3 separate regions of the Homo sapiens genome follow, and regions 1 and 2 are each linked to region 3. A link is a contact called in ENCODE Hi-C or POLR2A ChIA-PET data. All regions are on one chromosome and are shown on one strand. Each heading gives the region's core, a stretch centred on a gene start or an enhancer-like site at or near the end of the contact. The rest is flanking DNA. Distances are from core to core; before and after follow the strand shown. Region 1 holds the start of ZNF614 (zinc finger protein 614). Region 2 holds the start of ETFB (electron transfer flavoprotein subunit beta). Region 3 holds the start of ZNF665 (zinc finger protein 665).

What was found. A loop is a pair of places that touch in the nucleus more often than their neighbours do. ChIA-PET counts read pairs that join two places held with the same protein, here RNA polymerase II (POLR2A). Pooled maps may share reads with other maps.
Region 1: a map of naive thymus-derived CD4-positive, alpha-beta T cell shows a loop between it and region 3 (6-fold over the local background). The contact joins the promoter of ZNF614 here to the promoter of ZNF665 in region 3. A Hi-C loop is called at or near these places in 1 of 168 maps with a recorded cell type or tissue (naive thymus-derived CD4-positive, alpha-beta T cell) and 7 of 50 pooled maps. POLR2A ChIA-PET finds 5 or more read pairs at or near these places in 1 of 52 experiments (naive thymus-derived CD4-positive, alpha-beta T cell).
Region 2: a loop to region 3 is called in a pooled map, with 2.5 times the contacts of the local background. The contact joins the promoter of ETFB here to the promoter of ZNF665 in region 3. A Hi-C loop is called at or near these places in 4 of 50 pooled maps. POLR2A ChIA-PET finds 5 or more read pairs at or near these places in 2 of 52 experiments (MCF 10A and PC-9).

Annotation. Positions count from the first base shown.
Region 1 is chr19:52,026,660-52,029,716 of GRCh38, forward strand. ZNF614 (zinc finger protein 614) reads right to left here and starts at 1,720. Exons shown (of 5, transcript NM_025040.4): 1 at 1,583-1,720. LOC112268244 (a long non-coding RNA gene) reads left to right here. Exons shown (of 2, transcript XR_002958414.2): 2 at 453-3,057. RefSeq lists enhancers at 207-977, 1,448-2,207.
Region 2 is chr19:51,364,603-51,367,637 of GRCh38, forward strand. It overlaps ETFB (electron transfer flavoprotein subunit beta), which reads right to left and starts at 1,786. Exons shown (of 6, transcript NM_001985.3): 1 at 1,668-1,786. The coding sequence starts at 1,724. It overlaps CLDND2 (claudin domain containing 2), which reads right to left. Exons shown (of 4, transcript NM_152353.3): 3 at 2,855-2,974; 4 at 2,496-2,613. The coding sequence ends at 2,540. RefSeq lists an enhancer at 1,393-2,352 and silencers at 2,582-2,631, 2,902-3,035.
Region 3 is chr19:53,191,817-53,194,674 of GRCh38, forward strand. ZNF665 (zinc finger protein 665) reads right to left here and starts at 1,542. Exons shown (of 4, transcript NM_024733.5): 1 at 1,496-1,542. RefSeq lists an enhancer at 1,358-1,507.

The DNA of each region.
Region 1 (3,057 bases), core at 470-2,969, 1.2 Mb before region 3:
GAGGAAGGCCTCTTTGCGGTTGAGATAAGAGAAAGGCATCTGTCTCCTCCTCGTCCCTGGGAATGGAATGTCTCCGTGTAAAACCCCATTGTCTGTTCTATTTACTGAGATAGGAGAAAACCGCCTTAGGGCTGGAGGTGAGACATGCTGGTGGCAATACTGCTCTTTATTGTACCGAAATGTTTGTGTGCGTGCACATCAAGGCACAGCACGTTTCCTTAAACTTATTTATGACACAGAGACCTTTGTTCACATGTTTTCCTGCTGACCCTCTCCCCACTATTACCTTATTGTCCTGCCACATCCCCCTCTCCGAGGTGGTAGAGATAGTGATCAATAAATACTGAGGGAACTCAGAGACCAGTGCCAGCGTGGGTCCTCCGTATGCTGAGTGCTGGTCTCCTGGGCCCACTTTTCTTTCTCTATACTTTGTCTCTTATTTCTTTTCTCAGTCTCTCATCCCACCTGACAAGAAACACCCACAGGTTGTGGAGGGGTGGCCCCCTTCAAGGTGAATTCTCAGACAGATCAATTTTAGGAAAGAGAACACATGGAAGGCTCCAAGAATGTCTTTAAAAACCACGTGTGCCCATGTACTGGTTCGAAAGTCTCTGTAAGCTCTTTGGGTATACATACCTCGTGTCAAGACCAATGTACTAAGCAAATCACAAGAACTGTCTCATTTCACATTATGCGCTAAAGGAGTAACTTTACCCAAGAGAGCTTTGTCCTTTGCCCACAGTTCCTATGAGGCAAACTCTAAGCCTTTGGAATACGCTGCTTGATAAAACTGTCTTTGGTTATCAGGGCAATTTAAGCCATGCCAAATTGTCTATCCTAATAATGTGATTTACTGTGGGAGACCTTGGACCACGTGGTATTAGTTTGATATCTGGAGGAGCTGGAGATTGAAGTCAGCCTCATAGGCAGTCAATTGTGTGTGTGTGTGTTAACTGATATCCAATAAAACTCTGGACACCAAGGCCTAGGTGAGTGGCAACAATGGTTACAATGGCTGGCAATAATAATATAAGGGTGTATATATAAGAATATGATAATTTAAAAACGTATGAAGCAAAACAGAATGAGAGAGGATTAGACAATTCAACAATAATAATTGAAGACTACATTACCCTACTTGCAATAATAAAGAAAACAAATAGAAACTCAGCAAGGATACCGAAAACTTGAACAACATTATCAACCAACTAGACTTAACGAACATTTAACACTGCACTCAACAGCAGTAAAATAAACATTTTTTTCAAGAGCACATGTTATATTCTTCAGGAAAGATAATATCCCATGTGATAGCCTGAGATAGGGCCTCATGGGAAGGGAAAGACCTGACCGTCCCCCAGCCCAACACCCGTAAAGGGTGACTCACAAGGGCCCCAGACCCAGACAGAGTCGGACTCGTCGCTGATTTCCTCAGACTCTTCATCCCTACAGCCAAAGGACCCGTCATTAACGCCCCGCTTCCTCAGCGACTGCGTTCAAATACAGCCCCAATCAGGACGCTCCACGCACCATCGGTACACAGACCCACAGGCCGCGAGTCCATGCCCAGAACTCGACTCACCCGAGCCCGAACCTCTCCAGACACCACTGGCAGCGACAAAACGCCGCATCCACGTCCGAAAACGCTTCCTATTCAGACGCGCTCCTGCGCGGACTCCGGGAAGCTGAGCGGTAAAGACCGTGAAGCGAGGCGAGGACCACGGAGCCTGCCCGGGATCGCGAGTTCAGACTGCGGGCGCCGCTCTATGAGGTCACAGGGCTGCGCCCATCGCAGCGTTTCTGACAGGAGCGGCCATAATGGCTGTGGGAATCACTCTTAGTCACCTCAGTGCCTTTCTCTCTTCGTTGCAAGGGACACTCAAGAGTCGGGTGCCCAGCCAAGGCCAACACGGCGCAGTGGCATTCTATTCAGCCTGCTGTGGAAAAAAGATGGCGGCGCCCTTTGTGCCCATTATAGCTGAGAGTGGAGCCTTAGCTGGAGCACCATGGGCACGGCCATCTTAGAGGAAGGCAGCAGCCGTACGGCAGAGAAGATGCTCATATCCAGGACAATTTGGAAAAATAAACAAGGTTTGAAGAAGTCACGGTGCTGGCCAGGAAGCGGTCACAGAGTTGCCAAAACCAGTGGTCACTGAAAGTGTTAGATTTGGGGATAGGGCGGGGGTTCTGGGCTGGGTAAGGCTTTTGTGGGTTAGATTAGACTCTGACTGAATGGACGAAGCCGAGAACAGGAGTGATGCTCCATTAAATGCTAATACCCACATGGGGCTTGCTATTAAAACCACTGCCAGTGGGGAAGGGGATGAGGAGGTGAAGGTGCAACTGTGTTAATATCTACATGTTTCCTTCCAGAAGTAAAGGAAGATGACAGTGGGGCACTTAAGAATATGAAATTATTAGAATGCGATCATCCTACTTTGCAATGTTTCCAGATTTTTTAAAAAGTCACACTTAAAAAATATTAGTTCTATTTTTGCAGATGTTGGCGTTGTAACTGTAGAAGATTTAAGTAAATATTGTATTTTTGGAAGGCAACCTAGAGCCAATTTAATTTTTTCGTTTTCTTTGACACAGCAATTCTAAAAGCTATCTAGGCAAATCTGTCTTAATATTAACCACAACTTTTGTAATTTACAAAAAAAGGGAATTACAATGAGAGATGAATACTTTGGTAAATTATGGAACATCTGCTGAACTGTAAGAGTATATATCAATTTAAAAGAATATGCTACAATTGTTTTATAAAAAAGAAAACTTTGTCAGAGGACAAAAAAATGATCTGCAGGATAGTATATATTTTATGGTCTTGTTATTGGAAGAAATCATAAACATCTTTTGGAAAATTGTGATTGGTTAAACAAGACATTTAGTTTGAATTAATATTGTTTGTGTTCATAGGTAGAGAATGCCATGTTTTTACTTGAAAAATATTCCCAATTTATACTTAATTTTACTATCTTTGTACCATAATCATGAATATATTATAAAACATGTTGATCTTAGAAAATAGGTATGATGATGTATAATAAGTTCATG
Region 2 (3,035 bases), core at 536-3,035, 1.8 Mb before region 3:
GAGGCCCAGGGAGCTGTAGGACTCCAAAGATGTGACAGTAACGAACAGTCAGAGCAGGGAGGAAACCAAGTGTTGGGTCCCAGGACCCCAAGAGGAATGTGTCTCAAAAGGGCTACAGGTGACATCCCTGTCATGTGCTGCCAGAGGCATCATTAGGACAGGGGGCATTGAGGGAGATGGGAGAGCAGAGTCTAGAGCCAGACTTGCCCGGGGTTTCGATCGTAACTCTGCCACTTACTGGCTGGGAGATCTGACAGGCCTCAGTTTCCTCATCTATCCAATGGAATTAATAATACAAAGGGTCGGCCAGGCACGGTGGCTCACACCTGTAATCCCAGCACTTTGGGGGGCCGAGGCAGGCGGGTGGATCACCTGAGGTCTGGAGTTTGAGACCAGCCTGACCAACATGGTGAAACCCCATCTCTACTAAAAATACAAAAAATTAGCCAGGTGTGGTGGCACATGCCTGTAATCCCAGCTACCTGGGAGGCTGAGGTAGGAGAATTGCTTGAACTCGGGAGGCTGAGGTTGCAGTGAGCCAAGACTGCGCCATTGCACTCCAGCCTGGGCAAAAAGAGCAAAACTCCGTCTCAAAAAATAAAAATAAATAATAAATAATACAAAGGGTACTGAAAGGACTGAATGGGTTAATCTCTGCAAAGGACTTGGAACGATGCCTGCCACGTAAGTACCCGCTAAATGCTGGCTGCTATCATCACTGACACTTTCATGCTCAAGTCTGGCTCCTGTACCCTCTTCCCCAGCCCACTCCCTAAGCAGGCAGGGGCAGTATCAGTGTCAACTTTGTGACCCTGGTTTTGCCCACCCTGAGGCCTCCAGGGTGCCAGGCCCTGCGCTAGGTAATGCTGGGGACACGGAGGTAAGTCCCCAGGCTGATGGGAAGGACAGACATGGACAGACAGTCACCATCTTCAGTCCAGTTCAGGCCAAGCATTGAGAGAAACGGGCCTGAGAGACCGTGTCTGATTCACCTCTGTCCACACCAGCTTCCCTCTGGGGACAACAAGCCAGGCGCTGAGAGCACCCTCCCCCACCTCTTTCATGGAGAATGTGAGCTACCCCCAGCTCAGTCAGGTTGGCTCCTTGAACTTTCATCTCTAGCAAACACACTTCTCTCTCCCTAGCTAGAGCCTCCTGGCTCACCCTGTGGCTATGGAGGGTGGAAAGCAGCTTCTGGGGCCCCACAGGACCCTGTCTGACTCCCTCTATAGCACATTTCGGGTAATATAAGAGTACAATGGTAAGTAATGCAGCCTAGTGGGTGAAAGCAGTCAGAGGAACCTGGATAGAACTCTCGGCTCTGCCCTTCTCTAGCTGGGTGACCTCTCTGTGCCTCAGTTTCTCCGTGCATTAAACAGGGACCGTGACTTCTTCCAGTGGGTAAGAAATAGAGAAAGCAACTCACTCTGAACAGTTATCAAGAGAGTGAATCCAGAACGAGGGAAAAGAGAACATGGCCGTGACCCCGGAGGGATCGGATGTTAGAACTTCACTCTTGGATTTTTGCCCTCAGGTGACTTTGACGTTTGGGGGTTAAAGCGGCAGAGGTCGGGGGTTACGAGAAGACCCCCACCCAGTGTGCGCTCGTGGCCCCGGAAGCACACGGCTGCGGGACTCAGGGATGTGGGAGAGGGGGGCCCGATCACCTTCACGGCGTAGTCGATGACCCTCTTGACAGCTACGAGCACGCGCAGCTCCGCCATCTTCCCGCCGCAGCCACTTACAGGGTCAGCCCGCACCCTCAGCGGCTCAGTCCAGAAGCCCCACCACCCCCGCCCCCCGCGCCCCTCTCTGCGCCTGCGCGCAGCACGGTCAGCCAGTCAACCGCTGCAGAGCCCGCCTCCCCGACAGAGGACCAATCGAGAGGCCGGAAGGAAGGGAGGTGTGGCAAGCAATGCAAACCAATGGGAAGCGGATCTCGGGGAGCGAGCGGGACCTGGAGAGAGAAGGAAAGGCCTGGCGGAGAGGGCAGGGCAGAGAACTAGGGGAAAGGTCGTGCACTGGAGGGAAGCGCGCCCGGAGTTTATAGATCCTCCCGGTCCTATAAACACTTCCCGGTATCCCCGGATCTGCTCTCCCTCTCCAGATCCCCCACTTCTTCCCGGCCTCTCCAAGTCGCGGTACTCGTATTCCCACGCCTCTGAATCCTCGCGCGTCGGTCTCTCCACTCTCTCCATCCCCGTGTTCCCTGTCCCTTCCATATCCGTATCCTCCCCTGTCCGTGTCTCTACTTCACCTCCATGTCGTCCCCACAGCCTCTCCACACCCTCTCCAAAGGCCCACGTCCCCTCCTGGCCCCGCCCCTCCCACATGTCCCTGTTCCCATCCCAATCCATGGAGACTTGTGTCTCCATGTCTGTGTCTCCCTGTCTCCACGTTCCCTATGAGTTCATGTCCTTATGTCTTCCCTGAGCCTCTATGCAACCCCGTGCCTGCGTCCCCACGACCCGCAGAAAAGCACGCGGAGCCGCAGCGCTAAAAAAAGCCGTTCCTTTATTCTGCCCCAGGCAGGCTGCAGTCACAGACACACGGGGAATCCACTGATGGCGTCGGTGCTCTGCATGATCATGTCTGCCAGCAGAAAGCAGAAGCCTGGGGGGACGGGGGTGCGGAGCAGGGAGAGGAAGGTGGGCCCTGGGGCGGATGGCCGGGAGGGCCCCGGGGACTGGGGTTTGGGGCTCCAAGGGGGTCTCTGCCGGGTCTGCGGGAGTCGTTAGTGTGTTGGGGAGTCCCCGAGAGGTCCCCGGGGTTTCCTGGGAGGGCAGCTGGGGAGCCTCTGGGGTGAGGGTCTTCTGGGCAGTCTCCTCCACCCTCTTCCCGCTGTCCAGTTTACCCGCGAGAATTGAGAAGGGTAAGGCCAGCCACCCAGAAAAATAGGACCAAGAGAAGAAGACGTTGTTCTTCCACGCATTCTTCACGGTGTAGCCTATCAAGGCGGTCAGCAGCAGCAGTCCTGGGCCCCGCCCAGCCGCAAGATGAGCTAGCTGGGCCTGGTGGGGGCTGCACCCAGGCCA
Region 3 (2,858 bases), core at 292-2,791:
TGGGAAATAGAGTGAGATTCTGTCTTAAGAAAAAAAAAATTTGTTAGATTATGGATACAGAAATCAATATATCACGATGTAATTATCCATATCCAATGAAACCACCATGCATCTGGGCCATAGTCCCCCTCTTTCTTCCTTCCTGTGTGTTTCCCTCCCTCATTCTGTACATCTCTCTCATTCTCTTCTTCTCTCTCCTTGTTTCTTTTCTGTGTTTCAGCCTGGGTCTCTGCTCCTCATTTTGAGCCCCTCTCTTCTCCTGCTGTTTCTCCTTCCCTCTATCCTTCTCTTCCACTTGTTCTGTTCCATTCTTGCAACTTGTTTCACCTCTTATTCCTCTTTCACCCGTCTTTTGGTTGTCCCCAATCTCCATCTATTTCTGCCTCTTTCTTCCCTTATCTCTGCTCTCCCTGTTAAATCCCCTCTTCCCTGTTTCACTTCCTTGTCCCCACTCTTTGGCACCCCCAGATCCCAGGTCTCCCCCTGCTGTGGTTCTCCCTCTGCTCTCCTTGTCACCAGCTGCCCCTTCTTGCTGTCCCAGCACCACGCTGCTCTGTCTATCCTGGCTCCAAATACCCCCTCCTCTCCCTAACTCTCCGTCTGAGGAGCTGCCCCTCTCCCTACCTTGCTGTCCTTCATCTCTCTAGACAGCGAGCTTTTCTCTACATTTCTCCAGTTGTTTCTCCATCCTGTTACTTTCTCAGCGACTTCTTTCACCCTTACTGTCTCTTTGTAAATCCTGACCCATCCTCTACTTTGCCATGTTTACTGGTTTCCCTCATTCTTTCCTCTGTCTCCGTTTTTCTACTTTTCTCTCAGCCCCCCTCTCTGTCTCCTGATCCCCTTGGCCCACACATTCACAGGGAGGGTTTGGAGTAAGACACCTGGATCCTGGAGGAGCACATTTTCCAGCGGGTGGAGCTGGGCAGGCAAGAACACCGGGTATCACAGGACAAGGCCCGGGCACCTCCCCAACGCGGGCTCAGGGGAAACGGTGACTGCGAAGGGGAGGCCTAGGGAGCAGCAGGGCCCGGCACGAGGAGGAGGGAGGTGGGGGGCGACGGCGCCTTAGGAGAGGGGTGGGGTATGCAGGATCCCAGGACCAGGCAGAGGCGCGGCCTCCCCGGGACTGGGGCTGCGGCGCTAACGCTCCAGTAGCTGACTAGGGCGAGGTTAGGGGACGGTAAAATCCTGCACCCACTTCGCAGATGAGGACTTCACAGGGCGCAGGTCAGTAAAGGGTTTTAAGCAGGAAACGGCGCAGGAAAGGAGGTGTCTGCATGGTCTGAAGGCCGAAAGACCGCGGGCAGGACCAGCCTGTGTGATTTTAACCCAAAGCGATGCGACCCCCAGAGTCTCGCGGCAAAGTCTGAATTTACATGGAATGGAGGGAGCCGTGCGGGGACTTTAAGGGCTATACGAACCCCCGGACATCGGGTACGGAGGAGCAGGGGACTCCGAAACGCAGGTTTAATCTAGATAGAGGGAAACTCACGCGGCGACTAACAGCCTTCACTCCAAGAGATCTGCTTCCGGGTTTGCAAGAAACTGCCCGCGCAGTAGGCAAAGGGGCGGGTTGCGGTGGGGAAAGGCCAGGCGTTGGGAGGGACTGAGAGCATAGGGTGGGCGGGGCCGGGGCGGGGCCTGAACCCTGGAGGCGGAGGTTGCAATGAGCCGATATCGCGCCATTGCACTCCAGCCTGGGTGACAGAGTGAGACTTCGTCTCTCCCAAAAAAAAAAAAAAACAAAACTTAGGCTATCTAAAAGTTTAACCAATGGCCAGTAATATAAGCAATCATGCATATGTAATGAAGGCGCCATAACAACCCAAAAGGAGAGGATTCAGCGGAGCTTCTGGATAGGTGAACACTGGGAGGCTCCTGCAGCGTGGTGCACCCAGGGAGGGCACCAAGGCTCAACGCCCCTTCTCCCATGCCTCACCTCACTGATCCCTTCCATCTGGCTGTTCTTCTGTCAACTTTGTAATATCCTTTATAATACGTAAATCTATGTAAAGTGTTTCCCTGTATTTTGTGAGCCACTCTAGCAAATTCGTTGAACCTGAGGAGGGGGTCAAGGGACTCCTGGATTTATATCTGATCTGTAAGCACAAGTCACAACCTCTGCTTGAGACTGGCATTGAAATGTGTGCACTATTGTGGGACTGAGCCCTCAACGTGTGGGATCTGATGCCATGTCCCGGCAAAATGGAACGGAATGAGAGAACACGCACCTGGTGTCTGTGGCAGGATTGCTTGCTTGGTGTGTGTGGGAAAACCCAGTACCTCTGGGCTAACTGTAGCATTCTGTGTTGTGAGAGAACAGTAGAAGAAACTGAATCAGTGTTTCCTATATTCTTAAATACGAATATGTGAGGTTTGTTGTTGTTTTTTTTTTTTTTTTTTTTTTTTTAGACAAGAGTCTTGCTCTTGTCGCCCAGGCTGGAATGCAATGGCATGATCTCGGCTCACTGAGCCACCGCCCCAGCGTGAAGGCATTTTTGAGCAAGTTATGTCTCCCTAATTCTGTTTTATTGTACTTTTCCCTAAGTAGTTATAATAGCCTCTAAATCTGTGTGGAGTTTTCAGTTTTGTGGACAATACAATAAATAGACAAATAAAAACCCAAACACAAGCTGATCTCTATAGAAGTGTTAGATATTATTTTCAACACACTAAGTGATACTCCGTATCTAGATAAGCTAAAGCACGAATGATGTCTTCTGAGGTGACAAGGTCCACAGTGGCTTTACAGAAACACTGGCCAGAAGTAAAAACTGTGATGATAATGGCAATAGCAATGACTGACTTTTCTGAACACTATGTGCAAGGCATTATTCGGAATACTTTACCTGTAT